2 separate regions of the Homo sapiens genome follow, and region 2 is linked to region 1. A link is an interaction called in ENCODE POLR2A ChIA-PET data of the cell type or tissue named here. Cell type or tissue: OCI-LY7. All regions are shown on one strand. Each heading gives the region's core, and the rest is flanking DNA. Links, peaks and the distances in the headings are about the cores only.

What was found. Peaks named below come from ENCODE experiments on the same cell type or tissue, not always from the same donor. Only the 100,000 strongest peaks of a DNase experiment are listed, where the experiment ranks them.
Region 2: POLR2A ChIA-PET joins it to region 1 with 6 read pairs; 3 of 35 experiments call an interaction of 5 or more read pairs at or near these places.

What each region holds. Positions count from the first base shown.
Region 1 is chr3:183,705,309-183,712,066 of GRCh38, forward strand. All of the region lies in intron 1 of YEATS2 (YEATS domain containing 2), which reads left to right. Among named protein-coding and RNA genes, the nearest start is that of YEATS2, 11 kb to the left of the region's middle. In OCI-LY7, for the core only: no CTCF peak of the experiment used is centred there; no DNase peak of the experiment used is centred there.
Region 2 is chr3:183,563,344-183,570,101 of GRCh38, forward strand. No RefSeq gene overlaps it. Among named protein-coding and RNA genes, the nearest start is that of KLHL6, 11 kb to the left of the region's middle. RefSeq lists an enhancer at 1-198. In OCI-LY7, for the core only: no CTCF peak of the experiment used is centred there; no DNase peak of the experiment used is centred there; H3K4me3 peaks cover 383 bases; H3K27ac peaks cover 4,539 bases.

The DNA of each region.
Region 1 (6,758 bases), core at 1,178-6,177:
CAAACTGCTGGGATTACAAGCGTGAGCCACCACGCCCGGCCTATCATCTGTATTTTTATAAATTGTCTTAATCTTTTAAATTTTATATAGAGATGTGTGATTTCTTAAACTTTCCTTTTTCTGTTTGTTGTATGTATTTTGATACTATATTGTTGGATGTATAGTTTAAGATGTATTTTTGTGATTGTGCCTTTAATAACATCATCTTTATCATGTTATTTTTTTTGCCTTGAATTCTATTATTAATATTGCCTTGCTTACTGTCTTTTTGTTTGCATGTGTCTGTGTATAATAACTTTGTACATTCTTTTAAACATTTAGCTAAAGAGCCTTTAAAGATGTAGCAATATCAACAAATAGATTAATGATGAAAACTAATGTAAGGTAGTAGTTATGTTCCCTGTGGTCATTTATATTTTGGCAGATATTTTAGTTAATCCTTCATTTATGGCTGGGCGCAGTGGCTCACGCCTCTAATCCCAGCACTTTGGGAGGCCGGGGCAGGCAGATCACGAGTTGAGGAGATCGAGACCATCCTGGCTAACATGGTGGAACTCCATCTTTAGTAAAAATGCAAAAAAATTAGCCAGGCATGGTGGCGGGCGCCTGTAGTCCCAGCTACTCGGGAGGCTGAGGCAGGAGAATGGCCTGACCCGGGAGGCGGAGCTTGTAGTGAGCCAAGATCGCACCACTGCACTCCATCCTGGGTGACAGAGCAAGACTGTTTCAAAAAAAAAAAAAAAATCCTTCATTTATTTTTCCAGATAGTAATATTGAGCACTTCCAGGAACTTTGGAGGGAGAAGGTAGGGAGAGCTGTGTTGGATGGGGCACGGTCAAGGAAGGCCCCTGATAAGGGGGAGATTTCAGCTGGAATCTGATTAAGCTAACCTAAGAAAAGAGCATTCCAGATAGAAGGAGCCATGATTCCAAAAGCTCAAAGGAAAATTGGGAGTATATTTGAGGGATAGAAAACCAACCTGTCTGGATCTTAAAGATTAAGGATGGAGAGGGAGACAGGGCGCAGTTCACATCTCTTAGGTCATGTTAAGGAATGGAAATTTGTTCTAAATGTTATGAAAAGCTATTTGAAGGATTCAAGCAGGGGATGACATGATCAGAAAAATATTCTTATTGTCCTTTTCTAAAGTGAGGTATAGTTTACAGACAGTGAAATACAGATTTTGCGTGTACAGTTGGGTGTTTTTGCAATTGGATATACATACCCATCTAACCTACACTCTTATTAAGATTAGTGGAGCACTGTGGGAGGCCAAGACGGGCAGATCACCTGAGATCGGGAGTTCGAGACCAGCATGACCAACATGGAGAAACCCCGTCTCTACTAAAAATACAAAATTAGCCCGGCGCGGTGGCGCATACTTGTAATCCCAGCTACCCAGGAGGCTGAGGCAGGAGAATCGCTTGAACCCGGGAGGCGGAGGTTGCCGCGAGCTGAGATTGTGCCATTGCACTCCAGCCTGGACAACAAGAGCGAAACTCTGTCTCAAAAAAAAAAAAGTTAGGTGGAGCATTGGTAATCCAAAAATCTGAATCTTAAATGCTCCAAAATCTGAAACTTCTTAAGCACCAACATGATGCCACAGTGGAAAATTTCACACCTGACCTTGTGACTGGTCAGTTAAAACATAGTCAAAACTTTGTGTTATGTTTTGAATTATTTAAAATGTTGTATAAAATTACCTTCAGGCTCTGTGTGTAAGATATTTATGAAGCGTAAATGAATTTCATGTTTAGATTTGGGTTCCTTCCCAAAGATATCTTACTATGTATATGCAAATATTCCAAAATCCAAAACAGTATGAAATCTGAAACAGTTCTGGTCCCAGGCATCTTGGGTAAGGAATACTCAACCTGAATAAAATATTTCTAAGAAAAAAGTCTTCATTCCTCTTCCCAGTCAGTCCCTAACACCAGCACCTCCAACTATGATTCTCATTTCTTTCACTATAGATTAATTTGTCTCTTCTAGAACTTAAGTGGGATAATTTAGCTTGTACTCTTGTGTTTGCCTTCTTTGGCTTGCCATAATGATTTTGAGGTTCATTTCTGTTGTTGCCTGCATCAAGAGTTCATTGAGTATACCACGATTTGTTCGTCCATTCCTCTGGTTTGGACTTTTGAGACATTTTTGAAATGTCATTGGCTAATGGAAAATGGATTGTAGAGTCTTATTCAGATATTTAATAAAGGAACACTGGTTGTCTTGTTTACAAAAGAGAATGTATTTTCTTTTAAGACTGTAGAAAGGACAGGGCCAGGAACTATGAAATCATTATCAGCATCTTAGGAATGCCTGTCTGTATGGAAGCAGATAGAAAATGATTGTACTACTCCCCTTCCCCACCTATTTTTTTTTTTTTTTTTTTTTTTGAGACGAAGTCTCACTCTGTCACCCAGGCTGGAGTGCAGTGGCGCAATCTCGGATCACTGCAACCTCTGCCTCCCGGGTTCAAGCAATTCTCCTGCCCTGAGTAGCTGGGATAACAGTGCATGCCACCATGCCCAGCTAATTTTTTGTATTTTTGGTAGAGACGGGGTTTCACCGTGTTGATGAGGCCGGTCTCGAACTCCTGACCTCGTGATCCACCCGCCTTGGCCTCCCAAAGTGCTGAGATTATAGGCGTGAGCAGCCAGCATGCCCGGCGTCCCCCTCCCCAACTTTAAACCAGATGGGAAGTCTTGAGTGAGAGCCCCAAGTTCAGTGGTTCTGATATTCAAATGATGTGAGGCACATAGAATTATTGAGATGATACCTCATATGATATATGGCAAATCTTTCAAGTGTCTAATTTATCAGATTTTACTCCTTTCTCCTCAAGAATTGGCCACTTTTTTTTTTTTTTTTTTTTGATACGGAGTCTTGCTCTGTCACCAGGCTGGAGTGCAGTGGCACGATCTCGGCTCACTGCAACCTCTGCCTCCTGGGTTCAAGCAGTTCTCCTGACTCAGCCTCCCGAGTAGCTGGGACTACAGGCACTCGCCACCACATCCAGCTAATTTTTGTATTTTTAGTAGAGATGGGGTTTCACCATGTTGTTGGCCACATCTTATATGATGTGTTTGCAAAACACAATGGTAGAGTTCTAGGACTGGCTTCTGGGGTTCTCCATCTTCCCTGACTCGAGAGCTAAGACCTCGAATTTCCAGTGACTGTACATTACATCATCTTTATGGTTTTTATTATACAATTTTCTTTTCAAAATTATTTTTCTCTTGGGTTTTATTTTAAAGTATAAAACATTAAATGTTTTGTTTGGGGCCAGGGGTGGTGGCTTACAAATCTCAGCACTTTGGAAGGCCAAGGCCAGAGGATCTCTTGAGGCCAGGAGTTCAAGACCACTCTGGGCAACATAGTGAGACCCCCGTCTCTTTAAAAAATAAAAAGATTAGCAGGTATGGGCACACACCTGTAGTCCCATCTACTCGGAAGGCTGAGGCAGGAGGATCACTTGAGCCCAGGATTCCAAGGTTGCAGTGAGCTATGCTTGTGCCACTGTACTCCAGTCTGGATGGCAGAGTAAGACTCTGTCTCTAAAAAAATTTTTTTTGGCCAGGCGCGGTGGCTCACACTTGTAATCCCAGCATTTTGGGAGGCCGAGGTGGGCGGATCACAAGGTCAGAGATTCGAGACCAGCCTGGCCAACATAGTGAAATCCCGTCTCTTCTAAAAATAAAAAAATGAGCTGAGAGTGGTGGCACACACCAGTAATCCCAGCTACTCAGACAGTTGAGGCAGGAGAATAGCTTGAACCCAGGAGGCAGAGGTTGCAGTGAGCCAAGATCATGCCATTGCAGTCCAGCCTGGGCGACAAAAGTGAGACTCTGTCTCAAAAAAAAAAAGTTTGGTTTTCTTTTTGGTTTCTAACCTTTGTCAAAAACTCAGACTTGGTTATGTTATTTGAATGGATATGGTATGTTTTAATTGATGGCATTTACTTCTATAAAGCTTTGTTTTCTTGTGTTACTTATGGAAAAAATCATTTATTTTCTATATTTAAATTGAAAGCATTTACTCTTTTTTTGAGATAAAGTTTCTGTCACCCAGGCTGGTGTGCAGTGGCATGATCTCGGCTCACTGCAACCTCTGCCTCCTCACAGGTTCAGGAGATTCTCGTGCCTCAGCCTCCCGAGTAGCTGGGACTATAGGCATGCACTACCATGGCCGGCTAATTTTTGTGTTTTTAGTAGAGATGGGGTTTCACCATGTTGGCCAGGTGGGTTTCAAGCTCCTAACCTCAAGTGATCCACCTGCCTTGGCCTCCCAAAGTGCTGAGATTACAGGCCTGAGCCTCTGCATCTTGCCCACATTTACTTTTTATAATGAGGCTGTTTTAATGAGATAAATTTTTTTTTTTTTTTTTTTTGAGACAGAGTCTTGCTCTGTCACCCAGGCTGGAGTGCAGTGGCGTGATCTCGGCTCACTGCAAGCTCCACCTTCCGGGTTCACGCCATTCTCCTGCCTTAGCCTCCGGAGTAGCTAGGACTACAGGTGCCCGCCACCACGCCCGGCTAATTTTTTGTATTTTTTTTAGTAGAGACGGGGTTTCCCCATGTTAGCCAGGATGGTCTTCATCTCCTGACCTTGTGATCCGCCCACCTCGGCCTCCCAAAGTGCTGGGATTACAGGCGTGAGCCACCATGCCTGACCCGAGATAAAAAGTTTAAATTGGAGAAATGGATGACAGTAGTCTTATTTTAGTCGCAGCGTTACATTTATTTCCGTATTCAGTTTTTGTCTCAGAGTATAGAGAAAATTCTTTCTCACAGTCAAATTGTATATGATAACAGATTTTTTTCCTAGCAGTTCCTAGTACCATCTCAGTATTTTCAATTTCAGCTGATTCAGAAGCTATAGAGGATTAGCTGGACATTTTGTTTCCAAGTTGAATTGACCATATCTAACAACTGCTCATGTTTCCTTTTCATAAAATCTACAAGTCAGACAAGAAGAGTCCAGAAGGTAATGTTATCATTGGTCATTTGTTACACATTCTGTTCACTTATTTATTATATCATCATGAGAGCATGCCTCAGCAGATGTGCCTAGTCTTAGCTAGCTAGCAGTTACTTGCATGTGACATGTGCACATTACACATTATTATTCTTGTGAGACAGAAGCAGACCTGGATTATTTTTAAATGCCCAGTATAGAGCTTAATCCTCTTAAATGTGTTTATAAGAAGCTCAAATATATGCCCACATGCAACAAGAAAAGCTTTATTCTAAAGGCTGCATAAAAAATGAATTATCTTGGCAGCACAAATGAACTCATTGTTGGTTTCTTCCTTTCTGCCCACCCCCTCCCCAAATTCCTCTCTTTTCTCTTCCTAGTCTTCCAGTTTTACACCAAAAGTCAAAGAGAGGGTTTTTTTTTTAAGTCCCTTAAGTGAGGATAAAATAAAAATAACTTTTCTTCAAGGATCCCCAGCCATTTTAGTGGGAGCCACCGTTATTCTTGAGATTACTTGGAAGGTAGGATAAGAATATACAGATTATGAAGTCTGTAGAATGGATAAGTGAGGATGATGCTGGAGGGGGACTCATCTTTGTAGATAATCTCCTATGACTCTTGGCAAACTGTGGAAGACAGGTGCCTGATGAGGAAGTAGTATGGTACAAGGACAAGTTTAGGTATCTGCTGGGCTATATCCACCTCTGATTCTAGGTTCATGTGTAATTAGGTGTTTTTAGATTCCTATCTGCATTAAGGAAGAATAAATTAAGTTTATTTTTTTTTAAAGTTGTCTTTTTTATGTAACAGCCCAAGATTTTCTGAGGCTGTCTAAAATTAATTGCAGACCAAATGGAGAAGGCTGAAGAAACAAGACCTTACTTTTACTTTTTAAAAGCTTTAAACAGCTGGGCGCAGTGGCTCATGCCTGTAATCCCAGCACTTTGGGAGGCCAAGGCGGGCGGATCACGAGGTCAGGAGATTGAGACCATCCTGGCTAACACAGTAAAACCCCGTCTCCACAAAAATACAAAAAAAAAATCAGCCGGGCGTGGTGGAGGGCACCTGTAGTCCCAGCTACTCGGGAGGCTGAGGCAGGAGAATGGCGTGAACCCGGGAGGTGGAGCTTGCAGTGAGCTGAGATCGCGCCACTGCACTCCAGCCTGGGAGACAGCGAGACTCTGTCTCAAAAAAAAAAAAAAAAAAGCTTTAAACATAAAACATAATAGTTGGGTTCTGGGCCTGTCCAAAAATAGTCATTTATATTCTGAATTGTAGCAGGTAACGGATGAATATGAACAAACATTAAATGGCTTGATTCATGATGTTTATAAATTCTGGGGGTTTTAGAATATTTTTAAGATTAGTGATATAACAGCAGATAACAGCTGTAGGAAAAGTGTTCTCTCAGATGTGGGACTTCCATATGTAACATTACATAATGAGCCACTCTCCTAGCTGAGTCAAGTGAGTCTGTTTCTGAGATGAGTGAAAGAACTGGACTAAGAGCTGAGGGACTTTTAAATAGTGTGTTTTTTTTTTTTCTTTGTTTTTTGAGATGGAGTCTTGCTTTGTCACCCAGGCTGGAGTGCAATGGCATGATCTCGGCTCACTGCAGCCTCCATTTCCCGGGTTCAAGCGATTCTCCTGCCTCAGCCTCCTGAGTAGCTGGGATTACAGGCTCACATGACCACGTCTGGCTAATTTTTGTATTTTTAGTAGAGATGGATTTTCACCATGTTGGCTAGGCTGGTCTCGAACTCCTGACCTCATGATCCGCCTAC
Region 2 (6,758 bases), core at 1,247-6,246, 140 kb before region 1:
AGGGAGGCGGAGGATGCAGTGAGCCAAGATTGCATCACTGCATTCCAGCCTGGGCGATAGAGCGAGACTCCGTCTCAAAAAAAAAAAAAAGAGAAAAAAACAAAACAAAACAGGTCAATGCCTCAGTTTCATATACCTACAAATTGGAAGTAATAATAGTATCCACCTCAATGTGTTATAGAAATAAGGAAATACGTGAAGCCTGTAGAACAATGGCTGGCATATATTAAGCACTATGTAAGCATTAGCTATTATTATGCAAACCCTTCTGTAGAAGAAAAAGTGTGTACATTTGATTCTAAATCAGGCTTCTGGCTTCAGACCAAAAACTCCTTCAATGCCCTTTGTTAGTATCTACAGGCCATCTATTTTTCCCATGTTATCTTGGATCATTTTCACATAGTCAGTGTAGATGGGTCCATACACCACCACCTCCCCAGGGAAATAAAGATTTCCATCACCCAACCCTCTGCATCAGAACATTATTCTAACCAGAGTCATAACAATCCGTAGAAGGATTTATCCATCTGGGACAATGTTCCTTTAAAGAGCCTGAATTAGAGAGCCATTTTGAAAAAAAGTATTTTATAGATGATACTAGTACTAAGAGCACCATTTATTGAGATGTTACAAAGTGTTCTGTGTACCTTTCCTCATTTTATATCCTTTTATCCTGTAACTTGATAAAATAGATTATTTTCCTTTTTACAACTGAGGAAACCCAGGCTTAAAACCAAAGTTGGCTGTTTTGTCCCAGGTCACACAGGTAAGTCAGTAGTAGTGTTTGGCCGCCCATGCCCTATTCTAATGAAAAGTTACCAGCCCACATCCTCTATTCCCCAGGAAGCCATTTTCCGGTACCACATGACTCAGCTGTTTCCCCTTATTACTTGGACTAGAGTGAGCGCCCCCCACCCAAAGACAGCCAAGTACAGAGATTAGTTCAAGGACACGTACAGCTGGCTCAAAAATGTCAGATGGGGCCTCACCTGATGCCTCATGCCTGTAATCCCAGCACTTTGGGAGGCCAAGGCAGGTGGACAGCTTGTGCCGAGGAGATCAAGACCAGCCTGGGCAAAATAGGGAGGCCCTGTCTCTACAAAAAATTTGTTAATTAGCTGGATGTGGTGGTGCACGCCTGTGGTTCCGACTACTCAGAAGGCTGGGGCGGCATGATCTCTGAAGCCTGGGAGGCGGAGGCTGCAGTGAGCCATGATCACACCACTGCACTCTAGCCTGGGCAACAGAGTGAGACCATGTCTCAAAAAAAATCAGATAGAACCATTGGAGTCTCTCTCTTCCTCCCTCCCTCCCTCCCTCTCTCTGAAATTTGAAATAAGGAACACAGAGTTTGCCATTTGGCAGCAGAAACAGGAGGCAAAAGGATTCATCAAGAGATCCACGAGGTAGGGTCAGAGCCATGGCAAGCTAAAGCCCTGTGCAAGCCAAACTTCTGAAAAGCAAAAACTGTTAGTAAGCAGAGGGACCCAGAAGGCATAAAAAGGAGACTGAAGCCAATATGCAGAAAGTAGCTGAGACAGGTCACCCTGAGGCTGGGTGGAAGGAAGACCATGGGCTCCTGTTGCTGAAGTCCTGAGCCCACTGTGGATCTGGACCCACCCTCCTGCTCCAATGAGGGCTCTGCTCATGAATTTTAGAGAGATTTCTGCCTGGGCCCACATTTCTCAATGTGGCTTGATTGAGACTCTGTTCTTTTCATCCAAATGAGCCTCCCTGAAACAGAAGCAGAGCAGTGGTGTGGAGTTCATCCATCTGACCCCACATACTACCTCTGCGCTCCCATCCTCCACAGACCAGAGATGTCACCAGGTGCACTGATGGGCCCTAGGAAAGGATCAGATACCATAGCTGCAGCCAGTGCTAATTCAGGTCTGCTATCCATATCCAAATCTAAAGTGTACTTTGCAAATGAAGAGTCAAGGAGTAAATGGGAAACAGCAAAAATTCCAAAAAGTGGATTTTGTCAATAAGAACAGCCCCCGAATGTTCACTTATTGCTAAGGGGAGGAAGCTATAAAAAGCTAATGTACATTATGACCAGGTGCAGAAGCTCACGCCTATAATCCCAGCACTTTGGGAGGCCGAGGCAGGTGGATCACTTGAGGTCAGGAGTTCAAGACCAGCCCGACCAACATGGTGAAACCTTGTCTCTACTAAAAATAAAATTAGCCAGTCTTGGTGGCATGCACCTGTAGTCCCAGGTACTCAGGAGGCTGAGGCAAGGGAATCACTTGAACCCAGGAGGTGGAGGTTGCAGTGAGCTGAGATCGCGCCACTGCACTCGGCCTGGGCGATAGGACCAGACTCCATCTCAAAAAAAAAAAAGTAATGTACATTATGTTGCCATTTTTGCAAATATGATTATGTGTGTGTATGTATACACACACATAATCATATTTTCATATATATATATGAAAAGACCACAAGGAAAGGCCTTCACTCATCATCAAATATTTAATATTTAGTGATATAATGGTGTGCAAAAATCTGTTCTCCAGATACAATGCTGAACAAAAGTGACACAGTTCCTACCCTCAAGGAGCATACAGTCCAATGAGGGAGATCAATCGTAAGAAAAAAACACACACATTGCAATCATTCTAAATGCCATGAGGGAGATGCACTTGGTGAAGAACCTTTCTCAGGGGCAATTTGACGTGGTCAAAGAGGTCAGTGAAGGCCTGTTTGATGACCAAGATGTGATGGGAGAATATGCACCACCCACATGAACAGCAGGGAAAAGAGTTGTCCAGGAAGAGGCTACAGCAGGGGCAAAGCCCCATTGGAGGAGAGACTACAGCAAGTATAAGAAACTGAAAGAAGGCCAAGTGGTTGGAGTGAAGAAAATTTGGGCTGGGAATGATGTGGGATGGGAGAGGTAGGCAGGGCCAGATTATCCAGGGTCCTAGGGACCAGGTTCAGCAGTTTTGTCTTTATCCTACAAGCAATGGGAAACTACCAAGGGACTGGGGGAGCAAGTGGGGTGGGGTGTGGAAGATATAATCAAAATTTGCAATTTGAAAATATTTGTCTCAGTATGGAGAACAAATTACTAAGGGCCAGCACAGATGAGATAAAAGAGAAGAGAGCCAGTCCAAAATCTATCACACTAATCCAGGTGGCAGGTGATGGCAGCGTGAACTGGGAAGTAGTGCTAGGGACAGAGACAAGTAGATGCATTTGAGGGCAATATCAAAGGCAAAATCATGGCTGGGCACAGTGGCTCACGCCTGTAATCCTAACACTTTGGGAGGTCAAGGTTGGCAGATCACTTGAGGTCAGGGGTTCGAAACCAGCCAGGCCAACATGGTAAAACCCCATCTTTACTTAAAAAAAAAAAAAATTAGCCAAGCGTGGTGGCGGGCACCTGTAATGCCTGTAACTCCAGCTACTCAGTTGGCTGAGGCAGAAGAATAGCTTGAACCTGGGAGGCGGAGGTTGCAGTGAGCCAACATCACACCACTGCACTCCAGCCTGGGCAACAGAGTGAGACTCCACCTCAAAAATAAAAAATAAATAAAAAATAAAAAACAAAGCTAAAATCAATAAGACTTGGTGAAGGATTGGATGTGGAAGGTAAAGGAACAGGAATTTTCAAGAATGACCTAGGTTTCTAGTGTGAACAGCTGGATAAACAGAGGTACCAACCCTCTGAAATGGAGAACGCTGGAAAGGAAACAGGTTTGGGGGTGAAGAGTATGAGTTAATGCTTGGTCATGCTGAGTCTGGAGAGTTTGTGACATTCAAGACGTGCTATCAGGTAGGATATTTAATATGCAAGTTTAGAACTGAAAGACATTTGGGTCGGAGATATAAATTAGTGTGCCAAAACTTTTAAAGCGGTTATTTCTGGGTGATAAGCTTTTGTATGTTTTTTTGTTTTATTCTTTGTGTTTTTCCATTTTTCCCAGGTTTTCAGCAATAAGCAGTGTTTGGAGTTTTTTTCTAAATGGAATCTAGAAAGAAAACGTAAAAATTCTCCTTGTATCTGTAGCAGAGGGTGCCAGGGACGGGGGTATACTCTGCTTCTCATAGCTGGAATTAGTGATCTCAACAGGAATGTCCCTAGAGTCTGGAAAGCCAAATTAGTTTGATGCTAATATCTCTTTGGCAACACGAAATTTCTCTTACATGGGTCTGCTCAGATCTAGCCATCTTCCATATTGCAATTTGGTGTCCTGAGCAGACTTATGCAACAGGAAATGGTTCACCATGTAGGTAGATGGTCAAGTTTGGGATCCAGGTGTCTCTCAGATAATTGAGGTGTTTTAAGGGCCCAAAAAAGCAGCAACCTTTCCCCCCTTCATCCTGGAGATGAACCAGCTGAGAAGTAAAACAAAGAGTTAGGAGATGAGTACCAAATACTTCGTTCTAGCTAAGTCGGAGAGCCAAACAGTATAATCAACAGATTATCCACACAGTTATGGCAACACTGAATCAGGGCTGGCTCCTGCCCCATCTCACCTCCAGAATTACAAAGCAGAAAGTGCTGTAGAGTAGCCACTCCCAAAGGTGGAGGAGAAGAAAAGGCTGGGCCATATACACAGCATCTATTTTCACCATTTTCCTTGTGGCAGAATGAGGGAGGAGTGTGAGAATGGAGAGAGGCCAGTAGTGTGAGGCTAATGCCAGGATACATCAGGTGTGGAAGCAGCATTCACGCTCACCAACACCCCTCTGAGTTAATGTATTTAGCATCAGGTTTTTTTTTGTTTTTTTTGTTTTTGTTTTTGTTTTGAGACAGAGTCTTGCTCTATTGCCCACGCTGTAGTGTAGTGGCAACATCTCGGCTCACTGCAACCTCCGCCTCCCAGGTTCAAGCAATTCTCCTGCCTCAGCCTCCCGAGTAGCTGGGACTACAGGCACCCACCACCATGCCTGGCTAATTTTTTGCATTTTTTTTAGTAGAGACGGGGTTTCACCGTGTTAGCCAGGATGGTCTCGATCTCCTGACCTCGTGATCCGCCCGCTTCGGCCTCCCAAAGTGCTGGGATTACAGGCGTCAGCCACTGCGCCCGGCCTGTATTTTTATTAGAGAGAGGGTTTCACCATGTTGGCCAGGATGGTCTCAATCTCTTGACCTCATGATCCGCCCGCCTCAGCCTCCCAAAGTGCTGGGATTACAGAGAATCAGGTTTATTAGTCAAGCACTACCACATACAGTGTAGTATGCTGTCCCACGTACATTTGGCTGGTCTGAGTCCCTGGTGACTAGCAACAGATCAACGTTAACTGATTTTTAGGAGAAGCAGAATTTATTAACAGAATATTGGGATGTAAATCTTGCTTGCATCTTGGATTTAAAAAGAAAAAAATCTGTGTTTATAGCAGCATTATTCACAATTGCCAAAAGGTGGAAACAACCTAAGTGTCCATTGACAGAGGATCAACAAAATGTGGTATAGAGAGAATGGAACATTACTCAACCTTAAAAAGGAAGGAAGTTCTTTTTTATATATTTTTTTATTTTTGTGGGTACATAGTAGGTGTATACATTTACGGGGTACCTGAGATGTTTTGATACAGGCATGCAATGTGAAACAGGCACATCATGGGGAATAGAGTCTCCATGCACTCAAGCATTTATCCTTTGAGTTGCAAAGAATCCAATTATACTCTTTAAGTTATTTTAAAATGCACAATTAAGTTAGCATTGACAATAGTCACCCTATTGTGCTATCAAATAGTAGGTCTTATTCATTCTTTCTATATTTTGTGCCCGTTAACCATTCCCACCTCCCCACCCCCAACTCCCCACTACCCCTCCCGGCCTTTGGTAACCACCCTTCTACTCTTTTTCTCCATGGGTTCAATTGTTTTGATTTTTAAATCCCACAAATAAGTGAGAACATGGGGTGTTTATCTTTCTGTGCCTGGCTTATTTCACTTAACTTAATGATCTCCAGTTCCATCCAAATAGTTGCAGATGACTGGATCTCATTCTTTTTTATGGCTGAATAGTAGTCCATTGTGTATATGTACCAGATTTTCTTTATCTATTCATCTGCTGATGGACACAGGTTGCTTCCAAATCTTAGCTATTGTAAACCGTGCAGAAACAAACACAGGAGGGCAGATCTCTCTTCAGTATCCTGATTTCCTTTCTTTTGGGTACATACGCAGCAGTGGACTTGCTGAATTATATGGTAGCTCAATTTTTAGTTTTTTGAGGAAACTCCAAACTATTTTCCATAGGGGTTGTACTAATTTACATTCCCACCAACAGTGTAGGAGGGTTCCCTTTTCTCCACATCCTCGCCAGCGTTTGTTATTGCCTTTTGGGTATAAGCCATTTTCACTGGGTTGAGATGATATCTCATTGTAGTTTTGATTTGCATTTCTCTGATGATCAGTGATGCTGAGCACCTTTTCCTATGCCTGTTTGCCATTTGTATGTCTTCTTTTGAGAAATGTCTACTCAAATCTTTTGCCCATTTTTTGATCGGATTATTAGACTTTTTCCTATTGAGTTGTTTGAGCTCCTTATCTATTCTGATTATTAATCCCTTGTCATATGGGTAGTTTGCAAATATTTCCTCCCATTCTGTAGGTTGTCTCCTCACTTTGTTGATTGTTTCCTTTGCTGTGCAGAAGCTTTTTAACTCGATGTGATCCCATTTGTCCATTTTTACTTTGGTTGCCTGTGCTTGTGGAGTATTGCTCAAGAAATCTTTGCCCAAACCAATGTCCTGGAGATTTTCCCCAATGTTTTCTTGTAGTAGTTTCAAAGTTTGAGA